3 separate regions of the Homo sapiens genome follow, and all the other regions are linked to region 3. The links are chromatin loops, found by intact Hi-C in ENCODE. Cell type or tissue: PC-9. All regions are shown on one strand.

Evidence for each region. A loop is a pair of places that touch in the nucleus more often than their neighbours do. Peaks named below come from ENCODE experiments on the same cell type or tissue, not always from the same donor. Only the 100,000 strongest peaks of a DNase experiment are listed, where the experiment ranks them.
Region 1: a loop joins it to region 3, with 6 times the contacts of the local background. A loop is called at or near these places in 13 of 110 quality-filtered maps.
Region 2: it touches region 3 in a loop (12-fold over the local background); 35 of 110 quality-filtered maps call a loop at or near these places.

What each region holds. Positions count from the first base shown.
Region 1 is chr10:69,001,144-69,009,143 of GRCh38, forward strand. KIFBP (kinesin family binding protein) reads left to right here. Exons shown (of 7, transcript NM_015634.4): 3 at 3,903-3,982; 4 at 4,589-4,772; 5 at 7,698-7,782. Among named protein-coding and RNA genes, the nearest start is that of KIFBP, 16 kb to the left of the region's middle. In PC-9, CTCF peaks have their summits at 3,850 (motif pointing right) and 4,057; a DNase peak (open chromatin) is centred at 3,868.
Region 2 is chr10:69,635,604-69,643,603 of GRCh38, forward strand. No RefSeq gene overlaps it. Among named protein-coding and RNA genes, the nearest start is that of FAM241B, 9.4 kb to the left of the region's middle. In PC-9, CTCF peaks have their summits at 1,541 (motif pointing left) and 3,781 (motif pointing left); DNase peaks (open chromatin) are centred at 3,848 and 5,968; H3K27me3 peaks cover 433 bases.
Region 3 is chr10:69,233,446-69,241,445 of GRCh38, forward strand. HKDC1 (hexokinase domain containing 1) reads left to right here. Exons shown (of 18, transcript NM_025130.4): 5 at 5,597-5,692; 6 at 7,207-7,306. Among named protein-coding and RNA genes, the nearest start is that of HKDC1, 17 kb to the left of the region's middle. In PC-9, CTCF peaks have their summits at 4,324 and 4,531; a DNase peak (open chromatin) is centred at 4,306; H3K4me3 peaks cover 3,194 bases; H3K27ac peaks cover 3,110 bases.

The sequences.
Region 1 (8,000 bases), 230 kb before region 3:
AACCCTTCTGAAAATGCAGCATATAAAAATTGATTGAGTTACTCTGGTTAAGCAGGTTAGAAGGACCCAGAGCCCACTCCACTACAGATTCTTCCTCCTCCCCACTGCAGTAGCACAAAAGAGATGCTGTAGAACTTTTAGGGGTCTGGGGAGCCAACATTGAAAACTCTCACTTTAGGGGTCACAGCCTGCAAAGGTGACAAGCCACTGTGTTACCATCTGTTTCCTTAATAAACTTTTTTTTAATATGAAAGGGAAATAATCAGGCACAATATTTTCTTGTGGATTACTATTTGTCACAGCTATCTGCTTTAAAAATCCATTAATACGGCTGAGCATGGTGGCTCATGCCTGTAATCCCAGCATTTTGGGAGGCCGAGGCAGGTGGATCACTTGAGATCAGGAATTCGAGACCAGCTTGGGCAACATGGTGAAATCCCATCTCTACTAAAAATACAAAACAGCAGGCATGGTGGCGCACGCCTGTAGTCCCAGCTACTCAGGAGACTGAGGCAGGAGAATCGTTTGAACCTGGGAGGCAGAGGCTGCAGTGAACTGAGATCACGCCACTGCACTCCGGCCTGGGCGACAGTGAGACCCTGTCTCAAAAAAAAAAAAAATCCATTAATAAAGTGCTTTTATAACATTAAAAAAGTTGAAATAACATTAGATATCACATAAAAGAGACTAAACATACAAAATTATGTTTGCTAAATTCATGCGTCAGAATGCTTGACTGCAAAAGGATATAAGAAGCTTGGTATGCCTGTAATCCCAGCACTTTGGGAGGCTGAGGCTGGAGGATCACTTGAGCCCAGGAGTTTGAGACCAGCCTGCGCAACACAGGAAGACCTCATCACTACAAAAAATTAAAAAATTTGCCAGATGTGGCACACACTGTAGTTTTAGCTACTTGGGAGATTGAGGCAGGAGGGTCGCTTGAGCCCAGGAGTTTGAGGTTGCAGTGAGCTATCATCGAACCACTGTACTCCAGCCTGGGTGACAGAGCAAGATTCTGTCTTTTTTTTTTTTTTGAGATGGAGTCTCGCTCTGTTGTCCAGGCTGGAGTGCAGTGGCGTGATCTCGGCTCACTGCAACCTCCACCTCTTGAGTTCAAGTAATTCTCCTGCCTCAGCCTCCCAAGTGGCTGAGATTATAGGTGCCCGCCACCATTCCCAGCTAATTTTTGTATTTTTATAGAGACCGGGTTTCACCATGTTGCCAGGCTGGTCTCAAACTCCTGACCTCAAGTGATCCGCCCACCTCAGCCTCCCAAAGTGCTGGGATTACAGGCATAAGCCACCATGCCCAGCCTCGTACCTTGGCATTTTAACTTTCTTCCTGAAGTACTAACAAGAGCAGAGTGCCACAAAACCAAATAGAGATATTAGTCTACCCTTTCTTGCTTTTAGGCTCACAGTCTTATATGTGAAATTGTTAATTTAAAATGTAAGGTCTGAGGCCAGGCACAGTGGCTCACGCCTTTAATCCCAGCACTTTGGGAGGCTGAGGTGGGTGGATTGCCTGACTTAGAGGTTCAAAGATCAGCCTGGGCCACATAGTGATACGCTGTCTCTACAAAAACTAAAAAAAAATTAGCTGGGTGTGGTGGCGTGTGCTTGTGGTCCCAGCTACTTCGGGGGCTGAGGTGGGAGGATGGCTTGAGTCCGGGAGGGCAGTCCAGGAGGTCAAAGCAGCAGTGAGCGAGGATCCTGCCACTGCACGCCAGCCTAGGTAACCAAATAAGACCCTGTCTCAAAAATAAGTAAAATAAAATGTAAAAGCTGAACACGGTGACTTACACTTATAATCCCAGCACTTTGGGAGGCCGAGGTGGGAAGATTGCTTGATGCCAGGAGTTCAAGACCAACATGAGCAACAAAGCAAGAACCCGTCTTTACAAAAAAAAAAAAAAAAAAAGTTACTAAGCATCAATAGTATTTCATTAAAAATAGTATTTGTATGGAAACATAACACATATAGTGAAATTCCTTGTGTTTAGTTGTACCTCTGTTTCAGTTAAGAGACTGATTTGACTGTATTAATATTACGTATGATGTGTGAAAGCCATAACAGTGAAGTATGTACATAAAATAATATATTGATTAATTCCCCTCATCTAGACAGGGGTAAGCATGGTAAGCAGCCCTCGGAATTGTTGAAGAGTTCTCTGAAGAATTACTTATCTATTGTGTTTGCCTTGGGCCTTGCTTCCTGTCTTAGTTGTTTTTACTTTATGTGAATCCTGGGAGCCCACGTTGTGATGCTTTTAGTGTTTACATCCAGAATGTAAAATCATATTTTTATGAAAGACGTTGTTCCTTTTTGAGTTTAATGAATTCAGTTAAAAGCAAGAGTGTGTTTCTAGATGGGACTATCCTCATAGAAGTAGAATGAGGCAGAGGTTAGGTAGTTCTGTTTTGGAAGACGTAAGAGGGGGTTGTAAGTGATTTATAAATATTACTTAATCCTCATGAGATAGATACTGTTATTACCCTTATTTTATAGATGACTAAACAGAAGCACAAGAGATCAAGTGACTTGCCCAAGGCAATAAATAATGGAATCTGGTTTTAATGTCCCTGTATTGAAAGGGGGTAATACACTTTTGTTATTTCCTTGAGAAAAAAATATTAGAATAAATATTAAAATCTCTCATTTGATTTTTATTAGTGGTCAGTTTAGAATACTACTACTGTAGAAATATATACATTTTTCCTATTTGTTTTGCTTATGCATGTTTTTAAAAGAGCCCTTTTACCAGACAAAATTGCCATTTGAAATACTTAAAGAGGGGTCGGGCACGGTGGCTTACACCTGTAATCCCAGCACTTTGCGGGGGCCGAGGCAGGCGGATCATGAGATCAAGAGATTGAGACCATCCTGGCCAACATGGAGAAACCCCGTCTCTACTAAAAATACAAAAATTAGCTGGGGGTGGTGGCACGTGTCTGTAATCCTAGCTACCCAGGAGGTTAAGGCAGGTGAATCGCTTGAACCCGGGAGGCGGAGGTTGCAGTGAGCCGAGATCGCACCACTGCACTCCAGCCTGGCAAAAGAGCGAGACTCCATCTCCAAAAAAAAAAAAAAAAAAAAAAACTTAAAGAGGCTGGGCACCTTAGCTCATGCCTGTAGTTTCAGCACTTTGGGAGGCTGAGGCAGGAGGATCACTGGAGGCTAGGAGTTCAAGACCAGCCTGGGCAACAGAGCAAGACCCCCATCTCTAAATAAATAAATAAGAATTAAAAAAAGAAAAAATACTTCAAGAATTATATATGTCTAAAAGCAGATTGGTGGATTTTTTGCATATTTGCAGTTTAACTGCAACAACAGTAAAATTTTGTCAAATGTGAACTTTTGACATTTGGTTAAAACAAATAAAAGGGTATCTTTTATTTGTTTGACTCAGATTTTATGGTTAAGAAAATTACTTGTTGAGGCGGGTGCAGTGGCTCACGCCTATAATCCTAGCACTTTGGGAGGCCAAGGCAGGTGGATTGCTTGAGCCCAGGAGTTTTAAGACCAGTCTGGGCAACATAGCGAAACCCTGTCTCTACAAAAAATATAAAAATTAGCCAGGACTGGTGGTGCACACCTGTGGTTCCAGCTACTCAGGAGGCTGAGGTAGGAGGATTGCTTGAGGTGGGAGGATCGGGAGACGGAGGTTACAGTAAGCCGAGATTGTGCCACTCCACTCCAGCCTGGGTGACAGAGACCCTGTCTCAATAAATAAATAAAAATTTAAAAAACAGAAAATTACTTCTTGAGTAACATAAAAATGAACTAGGAAAAAATGAAATGTATTTGGCTTGTAGAAGTTGATTTCTCCAGGTCCTCCAGAAGAGGGCACTTGGTGTTTACAGTTTAAAACTTTAAAGAGCTTTTGTTTTTCTTAATTGTAGGTTGGGAGTCCTCCTCTTGATCCTACTGAGCGTTTTCTTCCTGAAGAAGAGAAACTTACTGAACAAGAGAGATCAAAAAGGTGAGTAGGTATAGAAATCAGCCCTTGCAAATATTTCCACATATCATAGATTAGTGATTGTTCAAAAAGTCACTTATAAAGGTTATAGAATGTGGATTCTGACAGGAGTAAAACCTCCATTTACCACTTACTTGTTATTTGACCTTGTTCAAACCTGAGACTCAGTTTCCTTATCTGTCAAATAGATACAATAAACAAATCCAACTCAAAGGGTTGGTGGGATAATCAAAATAAATATATATGAAATTTACTTATAAAACGTAAACCATGGTCCGGACACGGTGGCTTACACCTGTAATCCCAGCACTTTGGGAGGCTGAGGCGGGTGGATCACAAGGTCAGGAGTTCAAGACTGGCCTGACTATTATGGTGAAACCCCGTCTCTACCAAAAATACAAAAATTAGCCAGGCATGGTGGCAGGCGCCTGTAATCCCAGCTACTCGGGAGGCTGAGGCAGGAGAATTGCTTGAACCCAGGAGGCGGAGGCAGTGAGCCAAGATCGTGCCACTGTACTCCAGCCTGGGCAACAGAGCGAGACTCTGTCTCAGGAAAAAAAAAAAACAAGTAAACCATTACACAAATATTGGTTTATTTTTTCTTTACAGATTTGAAAAGGTTTATACTCATAACCTATATTACCTAGCTCAAGTCTACCAGCATCTGGAAATGTTTGAGAAGGCTGCTCACTATTGCCATAGTACACTAAAACGCCAGCTTGAGCACAATGCCTACCATCCTATAGAGTGGGCTATCAATGCTGCTACCTTGTCACAGTTTTACATCAATAAGGTAAGCTTCTTGAAGTAGTTATCTAACAGAGTACCAATAGTGAGTATAAAAATAGAACCAGTAGTACCTTGAAAATACTATCTTTTAAAAACAGGTAGCTTGTATTTTATGATGTACAACTGAAGCCGAAAATGCAGCCCAGTTTGCCCGTGTACTAAAATTTTGTAGCTTTTTGTTGTATGAATTATTTTGAGTTTTAAAATACCGAGTTTTATCATTGTTTTACATGTTACCTAAGACCAATTCTTTTTTTAACATAGGCACGCTATCTCAACTCATTTTAGTGAGATATTACCTTAAATTGCAGATTTTACCTTGTAGATATAGCTTTATCTTTACGTAATGGTAATCTCATAACTCTGAGAATTTGACTGAGGAAGTTGACTGTTAAATGTGGGCTTTGATAAAAGCATGTGATGCATTTCAGTTATTTTTCAGAATTAACTCTGTAATAATTTTTTAATGTTGGAAATATGTCTGCTGAGTTCCAAAGTTCTAGGTCTTTATACCATACTTCTTTTGGATTGTTACACAGGGACAATGTTTTTGAGCTTCTTAGTTGTTTATCAGAATTTCTCATAAAAATTTAAAAAAGCATTGCTCACATCATGTTGGTGTACTCTTAATTGACCCATTTATTCCTTTAATCCTTGAGAGTTTTTAATGCTAAAATAATTTTACACCACCTTTTCTAACCAGATTTTCCTATTAATCCTTAATAAGACATCTCAGCAATATAAATTACTTTTATTTATATTTCGAATTCGCAAGCCTCTCTGAAATTTTGGTAGTTCTCTGCTTATCAGAGTTCCTTCTTTCATCTCTCTGGTAACCCGCTGCCTTATCCTTGGGCCTTTATCCTTTTTGAGCATTTCGTTAGCGTTGGTTCTGTAAATGCGCCCGATGATTAAAGTATTGTCCCACAGAATTTCATTCAGAAAAGCTATTAGCAGGAGAGAAAGGGCTGTGGTGACTGCAGCATCGCTTCTAGGACTTTGGTCTAAGATCAAGTGTGTAAGTAACGCTACTGCATATATCAGAGCATTCAGTTAACTAATTCTCATGAATCCATTTCATTGTCCTCATCCAAAGTGTTATCCAGTGCCTCCGCTTGTGACATCTTTTTTACAGCTGTTGGAGGCCCCTTATTCATTCTGTTTAGCAACTTTAAAATTACATATTCACTGTGACTTTAATTTATACTTAAAACTCCATGGAAATTGGCAGTACTAAGATATCTAGATATTAAAGTGTGATTAAAATTTAAAGTTGTTAAGCATTACTTATGTGGAGCATGCAGTAATTTTCATGAGACCTCCCACACCCTGCACTTTTATTTTTTTACCAAAATCTTTTTTAAGTTTTTGTTAAAACCAACTAAGTCGTATTGCAAAAAGAGGGATTTGAACCATGTTTTTAAAAATGCAATTGTCATTTATATCATTGTCATCTTCATCTGATTCCAGTGATGAGGTTTTGCTACTTGGTGAATCCCTACCTGGCAGCTGCTAAAGTCCCACATTTACCAGCCACCTAGAGGGCATAAGACACTCACTGTTCTAGCAGTGGTTGCTCACAGGGAGCCAATCTGGACAAAGCTGAAATGACGATAAATGTTAAGGGATTGGATTATAGAGAGATAATTAAAGTTTCATTATATAAACTCTAACTTTCTTTTGGCTTTTAAGATTTAACACATTTTTATCTATAGATGTTGCTGGGCTAATACTACACGTGTCCAGCTATTCTCAAGATGGCTTCTGAATTTGCCATAATGGAAAGATACATTTAATGCTGCAATTTTAAAGTTATAGCCAACCATTTAAAGCCTTTCAGGTATTACTAATATTAAGTAGACATTCTATTTAATGAGGGTGGCTTCCAACTAAAAGTTGGACTTTAACTTTGAACTTCTGCTGGGTGGTCCTTTGACTTACATGACAAATACAAAATGTTTCTATTAACAAGGAGATCTTCTCTAATTGTTTGAGAAGTTTGCCATGCCCGGAATTGAATTATGAAGTCTTCAAGAGTGTTGGTAAAGCAGTTCCATAAGGTTCATCTGTAGAAGTCTGTTGACTTTAAAACTTGGTGGGAAGCCTTATTGTATGTAAAGTTTAAAGATTTTAGAACACAGGAATATCTTCTTACCTGAGTTTATCCTATTTGCCTTTGTATAGTAGGATGTAAAGGGGCTCTCTAAACCTAATAAAAATTAAATCCTCAGGCTGGGCAAGGTGGCTTACATCTATAACCCCAGCACCCTGGGAGGCCAAGGTGGGAGCATTGCTTCAGGCCAGGAGTTGGAGACCTGTTTAGGCAACATAGAGAAACCCCAGAATTAGTCAGGCTTGGAGGCTAAAGGTGGGAGGATCCCTTAAGACCAGGAGGTTGAGGCTGCAGTGAACTATGATTGTGCCACTGCACTCCAGCCTTGGGCCAGAGTGAGACCCCTGTCTCGTAAAAAAAAAAAAAAATATATATATATATATATATATATATATTCAGTCTTCTGACACAATGTAAATAGTCTAAGAATTTATTGTGCATGGGATTTTGGCTACTTAGACTGAACCTAAAGGAGTTTTTGAGACAGTTTAAGTCTAGGATGACAGCCATTCCTGTATATCTATTGATTGTATAAGGAGAGCTAACTTTCAGTTGGCAGTTGTCTTTCAATCCGAGTGGATTATTATTAAGAGTTTGGGGGCATTAATATTTTAACCTTTGAGGTTACATTTTAACCAGATAATATGATAATATATCTTTTGTACCTTCTGAATGATCTGCAACTCTACAGGGCCTCCTTTGTAGTATTTTTATCTGATTTTATACCTTTTCCCATATTAAAAGAAATTATGCAAGTATCAGTTGCAAATAAAGCTGTGTGATAGTTGCATTCACTGTTGTTTATTTCCCCAATAGCTATGCTTTATGGAGGCCAGGCACTGTTTATCAGCTGCTAATGTCATTTTTGGTCAAACTGGAAAGATCTCAGCCACAGAAGACAGTAAGTTTACCTTTGCATGTTTTACATAGCTTTTAAAAAAAGTTTTATTTTGAAATTATTTTAAACTTTTGAAAAGTTGCAAGAACAGAAGAGCTATCATATGCCCTTCTAAATGCACCAATTTTTAGTATTTTCCTCGCTTGGAATCAAATTTTATTTTTCTCTCTGAACCATTGGAGAGAAGGTTACATACATTAGGCTCTTTTACCCTTTCATAC
Region 2 (8,000 bases), 400 kb after region 3:
AGCTCAGATCCCACTAGGCCTCCACTGCCTCTGCGGGGCCACCCGGTGAGTAGAACTGCTGGGGTCTGACTTGTCTGTTCTGCTCAATCTCTGGGGACCAGCTGCCCTCCTGGTGCCCTCCACAAATTCCAAGCCCTTGGCTCCCTAAGCCCCTCCCTCTCCACCCTCCAGCTAGTCCTGGAAGTGGGGACTAAACCATCATCTCCCTGAAGGAGACACCAAGCCTGAGATCAGGTGAAACAGTGACTCTGGTTTTGCCAGTTCCCCCGAGCAGCTGTCTCTCAGCTCCTGCCTCCCTGTGACGGGGCCTTTTAGCATAGGTGAGGGCTGGGGATGTTGGGCTCCCTCTCTGGGGCCTTTCTAGCTCCATGGGTCTGAGGGGGAAGCCCTGAGGCAGTGGTCAAGGCGTCTGTCCACTTGGATGCCTGAACCTGAGGACAGGGGAGGAAAGCCGCCCCTGCGCTCTGGCTCACCGGGTGGCACAGGAGGCCTGTTTGCAGGCCTGGCTCTGCTCTTTGTGGACAGTTCACTCAGCCTCTTGAGCCTTGGTTTCCTCATCCCTGTGAAGGGATGATGATCTGGGACCTGCCCGCCTCTCAGAGCCTTTCAGGGGATCACTGAAAGCATGGTGGGTAGGAGGTGGGCAGAGGGCCGTGGAGAGGGGGACTGCGCCTGCCCCTGAGCTGCCTCTGCAGGTGCTGCACCATGGCCCACAGCTTCTGTACTGGCAGCTTTGGCTCCAGAGTGGCTGCCTTGTCCAAGGCACCTGGGATCCCTGGCTGGGGCGGTGCTGGGCTTTTAAGAGCAGAGTTGCCCCTCCCGCAGCTGTTAGAGAAGAAACACAGCCACTTCGCTGTGCTCCTGAAAGCTGAGGGGCTTGTTGCTGGTGTTGAATGTCAGGACTGGATGCTGTTTGTTGAGAGTGTATGGAGTGCCTGGCCCTGTGCTAAGCACGTTATGTCATTTAATTGTCACTAGCACCTTATGACATAAATATTGTCACTGTCATCTTTATTTCACGACAGAGGACATGGCAGAGGGTTTATAACTTGCTGTAGGACCCAGAGCGAGCTGGGTGGAGCTAGGATTCAGAGACCTACAGCCCTTGCTCTTGACCACTCCTCTCTTTTACCTCTGGCCGTACCTGCATCAGCATCGCCTAGAAACCTGCAGATACAGATGCCCAGCTGTACTACCTGCTAAGACCTGCCTGCAGCCCCATGAGATCAGCTGTGTGGGGGCAGAGGGCACAGAAGTTGGTGCAAGGGTGCTGGCTGCAGCTGCCCAGCTGGGTGGCCTCAGTGGCTTCCCAGTCCTGGGTCACAGTCATGGAGATTTAGCTCTCTTCCCTGCATTCCCGAATGCATATTTTCATTGCAAAGTGACAAATCCAGTGATCTCTCAAAGGGTTAAGTGGGGGCAGGGGAGGGAGGCAGCAGAGCTCTGCTGCCAAAACTAGATAGAGAACCTGCAGCCTGCCCAGCCAGTAGGACAAGCAAGCCTACCCCGCCTGGTGCTGCCACCCAGTGCCCAAAAGAGCAGCAAGAGAAAGTTCAAGAAGCAGGTAGAGTGAGAGCTTCAAAGAATTACAAAGGGGGTGTGTATGGAGGGGTGTATGTGTGTGCCTCTGAGCCTCTGGTTTGAGGCTGGGGGCAGGGCTGAAACCAAATGGCTTTAGGGACTCAGAGTTTGGAAGGAGAAGGTTGGAGCTACTTGAGATGAAGCTGGAGGGCCACTGCCCCAAGTGCCCAGGCAGGTGGGGCACAGGGCTGGGAGCCAGGGCTGGTCTGCATTGGCCCAGCGGCCAGCTCCAGTCCCTCTGGTGGGCGGGGGCCCTGCTGGGGGCTGAATGCCTGCTTCCCATTCCCGGCTTCAGCTCTGTTAACCAGAGGCCTTGGCACAACCCAGCATCTCCCTAAACCTCCGTGTCCTCATCTGCACCTCCCACAGTGAGAGGATCAAGTACATTAATTCATGGGAAGCACTTAGCCGTTTCTGGCACAAGTTAGTGCTCAATGTTACTGTATTCACAGAGAAATGGTATTAGGACTCACTTAACATTTTTTTTTTTAACAGCAGCTCACATCTTAAATTAATTTTTTAAAAGGAAGCTTCATATTACTATTGTAAATGGAAAGCCAATACTACTTGCCATTCACAGTAGGTATTCGTACAAATGAATCCAGGACAAAACGAATGATATTCCATTTTAGCTAGTCACTGCCATTGTCCAAGCCCTTAGCCTGATGCCTGCTTTCTTTGTTAAAAAAGTCAGTTTATGAAGATTGGGAGTGGTGCAGAAGCCTCACTGGCCCCTCACTGAGACATTCTCCTCGATGGATTCAGAGGACTGAAGAGAAACAAAGAGGAATGACTTCCTCACCATCCGATTCGGTGCTGTGTTTGTAAATTGCTTATAATCATCTTGTGCACCACCCCAAATCATTTCACTCCCTGGCGGGTAAGAGTACCCCACAACTGCGGGAAACATGGTATGATCTTGAGCAAGCTATTTTAAAAGTCTTACTCTTTGTAAAGTAATGCATTCGTGTGGTTCAGATGATATAATGTACAAATGTATATAGAGAAAAGCCTTTCTCCCTCCTCTGTCCCCATCCATCCATCCCTCCTCCACTCCACTATAACTACTGTTCTTAGTGTCTTCTAAATACTTCCAGAATTTAGTTATGCAAATATGAGCAAACATGAATATACTATTTTTTCTTTTTTTATACAAATAATAGAAAAATTTGACACGTTTTTCTCTGCCTTTTGCATTTTTCACTTAGCAGTGTATCTTGGCACATTTTATATGAGTACATGAAGAGCATTTTCATCCTGCAGTATTTTGGTGTTTGAGTTGTCGACCCTGTCTTGGGCTCACCTGTACCATGGGGGATTGACTCAGTTGACCCTCAGGGCCTTGCAGCTCTGACCCTGAACCAACCCATGGGGTTTTTCCCTGAAATGTGGGGATCTTGACAGAACTGTCTCCCTTTCTCCAGGGCCCAAGGGGAGATATCACAACCTTATAGGGTTTCTCAGTCTCCTTTGCAGTTGGATAGGGTGCAATTTCTGCCCTCATCTGGCTCCTTGAAAAGGCGCAGTGGCCTCACCTGAACACTGCCTCCTGGGTCACACTGCACCCTGAGACGAGCTGAGAGGGACTCCCCACAACCTCTGACAGGCAGGGAGTGACCCCCGCCTGGCCTCCCTCATTCTGGAAAAACAAACAGGCTGGGCTAGACTTCCACGAAGGCCCCTTTCAGCTCTGAGACCGACACCTACCACAGAGGGCCTTGCCCTTAGTAGACGCTTGATGGACTTTGCTGCTGCCTGGCCTGGCATTGCCAACGTCATTGTCCAACACGTTGCTGTCCCCACTTCCTCTAACACCCCATTTTCTTTCTTTTTTAAAAAAAATTAACTTTTCAGTTCAGGGGTACATGTGCAGGTTTATTGTATAGGTAAACTTGTGTCATGGGGGTTTGTTGTACAGATTATTTCATCACCCGGGTATTCAGCCTAGTACCCACTCATTATTTTTCCTGATCCTCTCCCTCCTCTCATACTCCACCCTCTGAAAGGCCCCAATGTGTGTTGTTCCCTTTTATGTGTCCAGTAACACCCCATTTTCATGAACATCTGGATTAAGGAAGTTAAGAAAAGCCTTGAGGAGAGACCAAGACCCCAGCTTTCTTGCTCTGAACTGGGTAATGAACTCTCAATGCCCTTTTGCAGGGACCTGAGGGACCCCCACCACCTTGGTGTGTAGACTGGAAAGGTTGTGAAAGTTGTCTCATGGCGCCACCTGGTGGAATTTTTGGACAGGAGCAGGAACTCCCTCCTGCAAATATACTACAAATGGATTCATCTGCTCTCCTGCTCCCGGTTAGTGCTCACCTCAGCCAGCCCAGGCTTGGTATTACCTTGTATTTTGGAAAGGTTTCTGGTGGAGAGCATGCACAATTCCATTATAATTTCTCATTCACTGTGGTTTCGTCCTGGGTTGAGCCTAGTGCCGGGAACATTCATAAGTTTTGTTTCATTTCATCCTCTCCCAAGCAAAGAAAAATATATGTCCTTCCTTTTTCCCAGAGTAAAGGAATTTATATGTGGCCACAAAGTTGGCAGGCAGCAGATCTGGAGCCTGCCTCGCCAGCCTCCAGCAAACTGAATCTGGGAGCCCTAGGGAGGGTGGAAGGTGGCTGTGGAACCCCCAGGGAGAGGGTTTGTCGCCGGGGTCTAGTCTTGAACCAGACCTTCCAGTATTTGAGTTTTCAGCCTAGGAGACAGAGTGAGAAGTTTTAGACTTGGTGGCCCAGGGTTGCTGTGATCATGTTAGTGGAAGGGGCTTGCTTACTGTTTAAGGCTGCACTCTCTCTAGGTGGGGGTGGCTATGTCTAGCCCAGCCTTACCCAGTGCAGCACCCACCAACGCCTCACACTTGCCTGTCCTTACTCAGAGCCTGGCGCCAGGTGGTTCCCCTCAATGAACGTGATATTTGTGACATGGGGCCCATTGCCTAGCTCTTGTCTTTTTCACTGGAGGCAAGAAGCAGGCGAGTCAGACAGGCTCCCCATTTGGTAGCTTTGGGCAAGTTCCTTACTGTGCCTCATCTGTGAAATGGGGATGACGTGTCATCTAGGGCGGTGTTGAGCTGCAATTGGAAGACGTGTATGCAGTGCCTGGGGTGTAGCGGTGTGCCATGGATGAGGGTTTGTATCAGATCACCTCCTACAGGGCCCATTAGTGAAAATTGTCTGCCCTCAGTCAAGAAAATGTAAAATGCAATTTGCTTTCGAAATTCTGGGAGGAAAAAAAAATAGAAAAATTTCCCAATATGTCTGCTTACCAGTATCATGCAGTGAAGACATCTGCCTCTGAGGCATGGGCCTGTGTGAGCACGCTTGTCAGTCTATGAGGGGGTGTGTTTGTTTTTTCTTTTTTGCAGCTTTGAGCTCAGCTAATCCTGAGAAATCACTTTCTTCTGATGAAGTGGCTAAAATCTGGACGCTGTCAGCAAGGGAACATACAAGCCAACCACAAGTGCCTCCAACAGCGTGTTCCTTTTCCTGTGATAGTTGTTCTCAACCTAGCAACACCACCAGTTCATCTGGGCAGCTTTAAAACATGCAGCCTGGGTTCCAGTTCCAGAGCCATGAGCCAGCCTTCCTCCAGGTGGGAGCTGCCCTGTCCCCGGGGAGCAGGGTTTGTGGCTCCTTCCCTCTCACATGGCAGACTGAGTTTCTGAGGGCAGGGATCATGCTCAGCTCTTTTTTGTATTCCCAGTCCCAGACAGGGGCCCTGGCCCTTTGTCAAAACTTGGGGACTGCTCTGCAAACTGCATGAGAAGGCATGAGGCACTAGCCCAACTAAAGGGAGGAGGGGACCCCAAAAACAGAGCCCATTCTTCCTGCCTTGACTGGGTTGGATCCTGGTGACTTCTCTGTCACCTGTGTACTCAGGGACATTATTCTCAAGTTGTAAGTGCAGGTAGCTCTACCCCGCAGCACGTGTGGGATGAAGAAGGAAGGAAGAAAGAAAGGAGGGAGGCAGGGAGGGAGGGAGGAATGAAAGAACCTAGGTCAATAGTATAAATGTAGCTCTGAGCCGGGGGTCCCAAGGCTCCCTGTGACATCTGCCTGTATCCCAGCCTCTCTTTAAATGAAGAAGCAGCCTTCCTTGAAGACCCACCAGGTGGGAACTGCTGCCCACTCCAGAAGCCTGGGGAGGGTTTCTCTCAAGACTGTGGCATTCGCGCTTCTCTCTCCCTCCTCTGCTGCACTTGCTTTTCCTTGGAGTCAAGTGACAGGTCAGGCCCAGCCCAGGGTGCAGAGGGTGCAGTGACCCTGGGACACATGGATGTTGTGGGAGTGACTCATTGTGGCCTCACAGCTCAGGAAGGGGGTGCATGTGCTGTCTCCTTGCCTCTGCCTTATTCCAGGGGAGTTAGACTCTTGCCTTTTGCTCCCAAGCCCTTGAGAAACCAGGGCTGGATCTACTTGGGATCTAACTACCAGTGCCCTAGTTATGCAGGAGTTAGAAACTGAAATGCCCTCAGGGACCAGATAGGTGCCAGAGAACCGTGAGAAGCAGCTGGGTCCCAGGCACCAGGGAGGGGTGCGGTCTGTGGAGGACTGGGCGGGGCAGACCCCGCTAAAGGCTTCATCGCGCTGCACAGCACGTTGCGGGGTAAGGCTGCCACCACTGCAGCAGGGATATTGGTGCTCCTCCTGGCTCACAGCAGGCCCTGGGGTCTGTGTTCTGGCTCCTCCTCCCCCAGGAGCTGCGTGGTCTCAGGGAATTTAGCTGCTCTGCTAAGCCTCAGTTTTCTCTATAAATGGGGGAAATAATGCCCCCTCTTGGGGTTGACGTGCAGGAAAAGGGGAAGTTTTATATTCCTTATGTATTCCATAACATATTCTTGATATAGCACCTCTATTTGTTTTCTATGCCATGTCACAAGTCACCAAAAACTTAGCAGCTTAAAACAACACACATTTAGTATCTCACAGTTCCTGGGCATGGCTTAGCAGGTCCTCTGCAGAGCTGCCAACAGTGCCAGTCAGAGCTGGATTCTCATCTGGAGGCTCGACTGGGAAGGGTCCACTTCCAAGCTTCCTAGAAAGAATAAGCTGCGCTTTCTTGCAGGTATAGGACTCACTGCAACTTGTTTCTTCACAGCCAGCAACGGAGAGAGACTCCAAAGCTAGCTCTGGACATCCCCTCCCCTTTGCCGTGTTCTGTTGGTTGGAAGCCAGTCACAGGTCCCACTCACCAGGGGAGGGGATCACAGAAACGCATGAACACCAGGAGGCTGGGATCATGGGGTCACCTTAAGTCCATCAACCATAGCACCTGATAGCTTGATGGCCACGATTACAATTGATTGGGTGCCTACCATGTACCAGGCAGGGTGTAGAGGATTTCACACATATTATCCCATCTATTTAAGTTGTTGTATTGATAAACTTAAGACTCAGAGAGGCAGGGAACTTACCTGAACTCACTCAGCTGTTAAGTGGCAGGATTTAAACCCAGGTCCCTCTGCTCCCCATTTCTTGGGTCTTCCTTGGACATTACACTCAAGGCCACAGTCAGCATCAAGCTGTCCCTGAGGAGCCCTCCAACACCTTAAGGTACTTGTTTCAGAAGTCACTTATCTCCCTGGGTTCAAGTCCTTTAACTTGTTCAATCAGGCCCTGTCCTTGGCTGCTGAGTCTCTGTCTCACCTTCTTTCGGCTCCGTCCTCAGACGTCTCTAGAAATGGTTCAAGCTTCTTGTCCCTTGATTTGTCTGTCCAGTGATTCTTCTGTCTCCTCTCAACTCCTTCCTGCTTAATCAGCGAATTCCACAAATAGCCACTGAGACTCCCTTCTATAGGAAGGCCCTGTGCTGGGTGCTGCCCTCCATCTTCCCCCAAGGTTCTTACAGTCTAATGAAGAGGCGGTGTGTGCAACACTAACTCCACTTCAGCAGTTCAGTGAAAACAACACCATCTTTAGACAATATAAAAGTCATTTTCTCCCTGTAAGTTAGGAGTAGAGAATACAGAGGGGGCTTAGGTACCTTCACAAGGTTATCAGGAATGCAGGCCCCTCATCCAGCACCTGTGCCTCATCGTTCAAGATGGCTGCAAAGCTCCAGCCATCGTGCTGTCATTCCCATCAGCAGGAAGAAGAAAGAGGTGAAGACAAATCATCCGTGACCACCCAGACGAGGTCAGCTTCCTGGTCATATGCTCCCTTGGCGTCTTTGCTTCCTCATCACAATGCAGAGAAACTCATTCTTTGTGTCCTTGTTTGATGTTTATTCACGACTCTCCCTTGCCTCCCACCAGGTGAGAAGCTCCATGAAATCTGGCCTCGTGTCTGTCTTCTTTGTTGTTCTAGTCCTGCGGTCCACCGCAGTGCTTGGCATGTAGTAGGTGCTCAATAAGTAGTTACTGATGGAAGGAACACTCAAGATTGTACTTTAAACATGCTCTTAATATTGGG
Region 3 (8,000 bases):
TGCAAGGAGGCCCTAAATTCGCCTCCCTGACAGGTTCCTGGCAGATGTGATGCTGCCTGAGGCCTGCACTTAGGACCACTGACATAGCCAACTAGAAGAAACATGGGAAGGCTGGGGAGTCTCTCCCTGTAGTGAGCCCTCAGGAGGAGGATTAGAATGGGGGCACTGGAGGACCAGGCGCGGTGGCTCACGCCTATAATCCCAGCACTTTGGGAGGCCGAGGCGGGCGGATCATGAGGTCAGGAGATCGAGACCATCCTGGCTAACATGGTGAAACCCCGTCTCTACTAAAAATGCAAAAAATTAGCTGGGTGTGGTGCCGGGCGCCTGTAGTCCCAGCCACTTGGGAGGCTGAGGCAGGAGAATGGCGTGAACCCGGGAGGCGGAGCTTGCAGTGAGCCGAGATTGTGCCACTGCACTCCAGCCTGGGTGACAGAGCAAGACTCCGTCTCAAAAAAAAAAAAAGGAATGGGGGCACTGGAGGAGTGAGAATGTCCTGGAGCAGACACAGAGCCTGGGATACACAGTCTGAACTGTGTCACCAGCTAGGCCGGGGTTCCTGGTAACTCATCTCTGTGTGTCTCAGTTTTCAATCTGTAAGCAGGAGGAAGCTAACCCAATCTTATGTGAATAAAGACAGCAAATAAGGGGACGTTCTGGGGCCAGGTTGGGGGAGTTACTGTCAAGAGTCTAGTCTCCCCGGGCCACTCCTGTCTGGGTTGGGGACCCTGATCAATCTCCTCCTCCTGGCCCTCCTGGTTATGATGCCCAGTTGACAGTCACATGGACCTCCTTGGGATGTGCTTGATATTGTTGGCTTGAGTCACTTATTGGTGTGGAATAGTGAAAGGGAATGAGCTTTCATGTTCCACACACATGGCTTTGAATCATGGTTCAGGACAAATTGTGTCCCCTTGGACCAGTTCCTTAATTTCATGAGCCTCTTGTTTTCTCTTTGAGAAAATTTTATTTATTTTTATTTTTTTCTTTGTAGAGATGAGGTCTCACTATATTGCCCAAGCTGGTCTCAAACTCCTGGGTTTAAGTAATCTGCCTGCCTCTGCCTCCCAAAGCGTTGGGATTACAGGCATGGGCCATTGTGTCCCACCTTGTTTTCTCATTTGTAAAGCAGGGATAATAACATCTGCTTGTTGGGCTGAGGTGAAGCTTAGGCAAAGCATTTGTAAAGCATCCAACACTGTGGTTGGGCCTTACACAGTAGCTGCTAGGCTGTGGTGACTGTCCCTGGATTACTTGTCTCTTTGTGCTTTTGTATCTTATCCCTAAATTCAACAGAGGTTTTTGGAGGGCAAGCAGTGCCCGCCAAGGGCACAGACCTTCCCCGCCAAGGTCTCTGACAATGTGTTGTATTTAATAGGTGCTTGATAACTATCTCACAGTTGAAAGGTGTCAATCATTTATTTGATTCCATCGTGGGAATTTGCCATCATCTATACAGGGGACAGGCTGAGTTTTACTTTTTCATTCTTTTATAAAGAAAGGACTGAGAAAAATAATATAAAGAAGGTTCCAGGGGCCTGGCGTGGTGGCTTTTGCCTATAATCCCAGCACCCTGGGAGGCTGAGGCGGGAGGATTGCTTGAGCCAGGGAGTCCAGGCTGCAGTGGGCTGTGATCACACCACTGCACTCCAGCAGCGCAGGCCACAAAGCGAGACTCCATCTCTAAAACAAGCAGCCAGATGCGGTGGTTCATGCCTGTAATCCCAGCACTTTGGGAGGCCGAGGGGGGCAGATCACCTGACATCAGGAGTTCAAGACCAGCCTGGCCAACATGGTGAAACCCCATCTCTATTAAAAATACAAAAATTAGCTGGGCCTGGTGGCGGGCGCCTGTAATCCCAGCTACTCGGGAGGCTGAGGCAGGAGAATCACTTGAACCCACAAGGTGGAGGTTGTGGTGAGCTGAGATCACGCCACTGCATTCCAGCCTGGGTGACAGCGCGAGACTCTGTCAGAAACAAACAAACAAACAAAAAACAACAACAAGCAAACAAAAAACAAACAAAAAAGTTTCCAGGGAATGTTTGGGTGAGACCAAGTGGAGCTGGCTGGCAGAGAAAGGTCCTAGGAGTGAGTAGATGTGTATGTCAGGGGGTTGGGAATCAGGGCCCTGGCTGGATCCTGTAGTGCAGGTGGTGGAGTGAGAGTGTGCCAGCTGCTCTTATTAGAGAGCTCTGGAACAGAGACTCCAGGAAGAAGGAAGAAAATTCTCAAGCTCTGTGAGAATTCATTCAACTTTAAGAATTAAATGCACATGCTTTCTTGATAGCTTGGCAGCGGAGGGTGTGAACGGATGGTTTATCCATCCAGGATTTTGTCATTTATCTATGTTGAATACCCACCAACATCTTTCTCAATAATAATGATAAAAGCACGTGCCTCCGGTTTTGACACTGTACCTCGCGCTGTGCCAAATGCTTTATGCGCATTATCTTGTTAAATCCCCCAAACAATTCTAAGAGGTAGATATGATTATCTTCATTCTATATTTGAGAAACACTGCAGCTCAGCGAGGTTAAGAGACTTGCACAAAGCCACACAACCAAGAGTAGCCCACCCCAAGTTCATAAGCTCCCCAACTACAGTGCCTTTCCAGAAAGACACCACTTTAGAACTTCATTTAAAATGGCAGCAGGTGCCTGAAAGCATTTTGATTTTTTTTTTTTTTTTTGAGCTCTGTCGCCCAGGCTGGAGTGCAGTGGTGTGATCTCGGCTCACCACAATCTCCGTCTCCCAGGTTCAGGCAATTCTCCTGTCTCAGCCTCCCGAATGGTGGTATTACAGGTGCCTGCCACCACACCCAACTAATTTTTGTATTTTCAGTAGAGACGGAGTTTCACCATGTTGGCCAGGCTGGTCTTGAATGCCCAACTTCAGGAGATCCTCCCGCCTCAGCCTCCCAAAGTGCTGGGATTGCAGGCGTGGTGAGCCACTGTGCCCGGCCCATTTTGACCCACTTAGTGTCATATTACAATAAAGATTTTTCAGGTAAAATTTAAACTAAGGAAGGGCATTTAATTATATCAAGGAGAGGCCGGGCACAGTGGCTCATGCCTGTAATCCCAGCACTTTGGGAGGCCGAGGAGGGTGGATCACCTGAGGTCGGGAGTTCGAGACCAGCCTGACCAACATGGAGAAACCCCGTCTCTACTAAAAGCACAAAATTAGTCGGGCGTGGTGGCACATGCCTGTAATCCCAGCTACTCGGGAGGCTGAGGCAGGAGAATTGCTTGAACCTGGGAGGCGGAGGTTGCAGTGAGCTGAGATGGCGCCACTGCACTCCAGCCTGGGCAACAAGAGTGAAACTTCGTTTCAAAAAAAAAAAAAAATTGTATCAAGGAAGGGAAAAATGCTTTTTTTCTCATCGCAGTCTAGTCAAATATACTTATATTTTATAAAATTTCCTCGCAAACTGCCTTTCAATAAAATCTAAAGTTAAGTAGTAAAGTTCCAACCACAAGAAAACTCATTCCTGATAATATTTGAATGTGGCCTCATCTGGCAAAGCTATTTAAGCAGGGCTCTGCTGCAGGAGTGGGTTCGGTAACACTAGAATAAGGGCTCCTGGGGAAGATGGGCTCTGTTCAGCTCCATGACTGCAGAGGGATGGAAAGGGGAAGGCTGTGTGAGGAGGTGTGATTAGGGGGCTTCTTTGAGAAACTGAAAATGATTAAAGAAGGTAGGAGCGTGAGAATTCTTATTATGTTTAACCCATAGCCAACATCATGAGCATAAGAATTAAAGGAAGTCACTTGGTTTTTTATTCTTGTTTTTGAGGGAACAGAAAGTCTTAACCAAAGAGAAATTTCTTTGTGTGTGTGTGTGTGTGTGTGTGTGTGTGTGTGTGTGTGTTTTCTGATAATAAAATAAATGGTAATACTTTTTTCAAGGTTTAAAAAAAGAGAGAGAGAAGGAATGGAAAAGTTTAAAGAAGAAAATAGAAATCACCACTCATCTCAATATTCAAATATTCCCACCACTAGAATTGTGGGTTTTTCTTTTACTCATACCTATATTAAATACAAGTGTTATCCTGTATCTACAGTTTAGCAAATCTATGGTTGATTCTAGTCACCAAATATTTGAGACAAAAAGAAAATGTACAGTTGTATGTAATTGCCTTTTTAATTTAACATTCTATCGCAAGCATTTATCCCTCACTTCCCCCATCCACCTTCCCTGCAACAGGGATTTTTGAAGAAAGCCAGCCTGTGCATCTCTCCCCGCTCTGTCCCTGGAGACAGGGATGTTGTCATAGCCTATGAGAGCAGAAGTTAGGGAGAGCTGCCACACGGCGGCGCTGTGGTGCAGGAAAAAAGCCCGAGGGCTGGTCCAGAGTCAGAGACCTGCATTCGGCTTGGGCTCTATCCTTCACTCGCGGTGAAATTCAGAGCAATTTCCTCCCTCTCTCAATCCCAGCGTTTTTAAATCCATAAATTGAGGGAAATGGAGGAGGTGCGGTCAGGAAGTTTGTGAGCCTGGGTCAGCTGCTCTTGACTGAGACGACTTGGGCGATTCTCTTTTAACTTCCAAGTTCTCTTCCAGTCTGAAACATTCTATGATTATTTGCGATTTCAGACACGAAACTCAGGAAACACCATTTGTAAGCAATGATTGGTAATGCAAATTGAGAACCATTTTTCTTTCTTTCTCTTTATTAAGAGACGAGGTCTCGCTATGTTGCCCAGGCAGGCCTGGAACTCCTGGCCTCAAGTGATCCACCTGCCTCAGGCTCCCAAGTAGCTGGGACTACAGGTACGGGCCACTCTGCCTGGTTGGGAATCATTTTTCTAAGTTGAAATGAAGTTCCTGAGACAATCCTGCAAGGTTACACCATGTTAGTTCTGTTTTGTGGACCTGGCAAACCATGCATTCTGCATGTATAATACACCAGGTATTTTCTTTTTTTTTTTTTTTTTTTGAGACGGAGTCTCGCTCTGTCGCCCAGGCCGGACTGCGGACTGCAGTGGCGCAATCTCGGCTCACTGCAAGCTCCGCTTCCCGGGTTCACGCCATTCTCCTGCCTCAGCCTCCCGAGTAGCTGGGACTACAGGCGCCCGCCACCGCGCCCGGCTAATTTTTTGTATTTTTAGTAGAGACGGGGTTTCACCTTGTTAGCCAGGATGGTCTCGATCTCCTGACCTCATGATCCACCCGCCTCGGCCTCCCAAAGTGCTGGGATTACAGGCGTGAGCCACCGCGCCCGGCCTACACCAGGTATTTTCATTAGAGCATTCCTTTGAGAGAGGTAGGGAGGTGACATTTCCACTTTGCAGAGGAGTAGACTGAGGCTCAGAGAGGTTAAACGACTTGTCTAATGTCTCATGAATCCAAGAGCTCTAACTTTTCAATAATTACTCCTTCTGCTACCATATATTTCAAACCACTCAGATGAGAGTAATAGTCCTTTAAATTATTAGAAAAGGCTGCAGAAGCAATGTTTTAAAAAAATTGGGGTGATTCAGCTTAGAGAAGAGAAGGCCATGGGGGATGCACGTAGGCATGAAGTTTCTGCGGCTCAGTTGCACATCTCAGCACGTCTTTCATTCAAACTGGACCTGAAATCTTCTCCCAGGGTGTCCTACTTTCGTGGACAAAAAAGTTTAAGGCACGAGGAGTTCAGGACACGGATGTGGTGAGCCGTCTGACCAAAGCCATGAGAAGACACAAGGTGAGGAATTCACCTCGGTGTGGGAGGCTCTCCCAGCCCTAGCTCCTTTCTCTTGGGTTGGTGGGGCTGGGGGTGAGGTGAGGGGGTCACATATGGTGCCTGCATGGAGGGAGAATCAGAGAAGGAATTGATCTTAGAAAAGGTCCCACTGTAGTACAGATGTGGCCAACTTGGATGAACCCACAGAGCCTTGGTAGGCGGGGCTTGCACCAATCCCTATTGAAAGGTGGCCAGCTCATCCCTGGGCCTCCCCAGCAGCCACAGCCCTCTCCGGAGGTCTTGGTTAGATCTGATGCTGTGTGTAGGCCCCACACGCCCTCCTCTCTGAGGCTGAAAAGATCATATACTTTCCGGGCTGGTTCCATATTCTTTCTGGGCTGGTTCTCTATTTCACTGTCCACTCCCTGTCCATTAAATATCCCTATTTGTTGAACGTATTTTACAATAATTTAAACTACTGCGAAAGCAAGACTCGCTCCTTGCTGAGCTGGAAAGTACACAAACCCAAATTGCTTGTTGCCCTGACAGCAAGAGGCATGTTTGCTGCATAGCCTTCCAGCCTTTTTTTCTTTAAAGCTGGGATCTTATTGTTTTATAGCCTGCATTTTCCCTTATTGTTTTCATTTTACTTTTTTTTTTTTTTTTTTAGAGATGAGGTCCTGCTGTGTTGCCCAGGCTGGCAGTGCCTGGCACTCCATCCTCGAATTCCTAGGCTCAAATGATCCTCCCACCTCAGCCTCCTGCATAGCTGGGACTATAGGCATAAGCCACATGCCTGGCTCTCATTTTACTTTAAAATGTTCTTCCAAACTTTGGGGGATGTTGGTGCAATAACCCAAGCTGACTTGGCAGAACAGGAAATCCAGACAGGAAGTCACCATGCCATACATGGGGAAGACTTGGCCGAGTCTGTGCCTGCTGGCTGAGTTGTCCCCGTGGGTGAGGACTTTGGTGTTTTCTCCTGGAAATGCCACTGGATAAACATGCTTTCCTCAATGTCTTCCCAGGATCTCACAAACAAAGGCTGAAACCTGGGTGTGATGTGTGCCTGTAGTCTCAGCTACTCAGGAGGCTGAGGCAGGAGGATCACGTGAGCCCAGGAGTTTGAGGCTGTGGTGTGCTATGTTTGTACCTGTGAACAGCCATCACACTCTAGCCTGGGCAACATAGTGAGACCCTATCTGCAGATTAAAAAATAAAATTTTTTAAATTAAAAAAAACATCGACAACAAAAAACAAGGGCTGGAGTCCCGGTGGCCTGTCCCTCATATTTCCATTGCAGAGGCCTTCACCCACAAAGCAAGAGGATGGGCTCCCCTCTTCAGCTCCTGTCGGCTCTTTCTCTCCCCTAGACCCTGAACCTTGATGAGGCCTTGCTCCTTCAGACAGGCCCAGCAGGCAGGATCTAGGGATGTCTCAGCAGCCACCTTCACTACCTGCTGCCTCTGTGGGGAAGGAGGGAGGGAAACACCTCCTTCCCACCCGCTGATTCCCTCTGGCCTTGTGTTCGGCAGGACATGGACGTGGACATCCTGGCCCTGGTCAATGACACCGTGGGGACCATGATGACCTGTGCCTATGACGACCCCTACTGCGAAGTTGGTGTCATCATCGGTAACTCAATTGGACTGGTTTTTTGAGGGTAGGGGAGAAGGGACTGTTTGGGAGTTTCATTTCAGCGAGCTCTGAGTGAATTCGGCGGGAAGGGCACTGCACTATTTAGGAGAAGCAACATAGGGACATGAAAAATTCATTCATTCATCCATTCGACAAGTGTTTACTGAGCACCCATTGTGTGCCGGCCCCTGGGCTTGGCACTGGGTTTGGAGTGGGGAGTTCCTGTGCTCCTGGAACTTTCAGTGGGGAGGTGGGTGAGAGGCCCAGAAGGCCTAGGCTATTAAGATAATTTCAGGTGGTGGTTAGCGTGATAAAAAAACAAAAAACAAAAAACAAAGAGAGTGATGTGACTGTGAGTGGGATGAGGCGTCAGGGAAGCCTCTCTGAGGGGTGGCATTTGAGCCGGGACCTCAGTGATGCAAACCAGGGAGCAAGGTGGAGGCCCGAGGGTAGGGAGTCCCTGCCAAAGGAAAGAGGACACCTACAGGCTTGGAGATGGGAAGGGGTCCAGGGAGGGGGCACTGGGGGAACCCTATAGCCGAGTGGTGTCCGGATGAGGTGAGTGAAGGCTGAGAGTCGGAGGCCATTCAAGTGAGAGGCAGAGGACAGACTGGGCAGATTGCACAGGATGTGCACACAGTCACTGTAAGGTCACCGGCTTATCCCCTGAGGGAGACTGGAAGGCACTGGG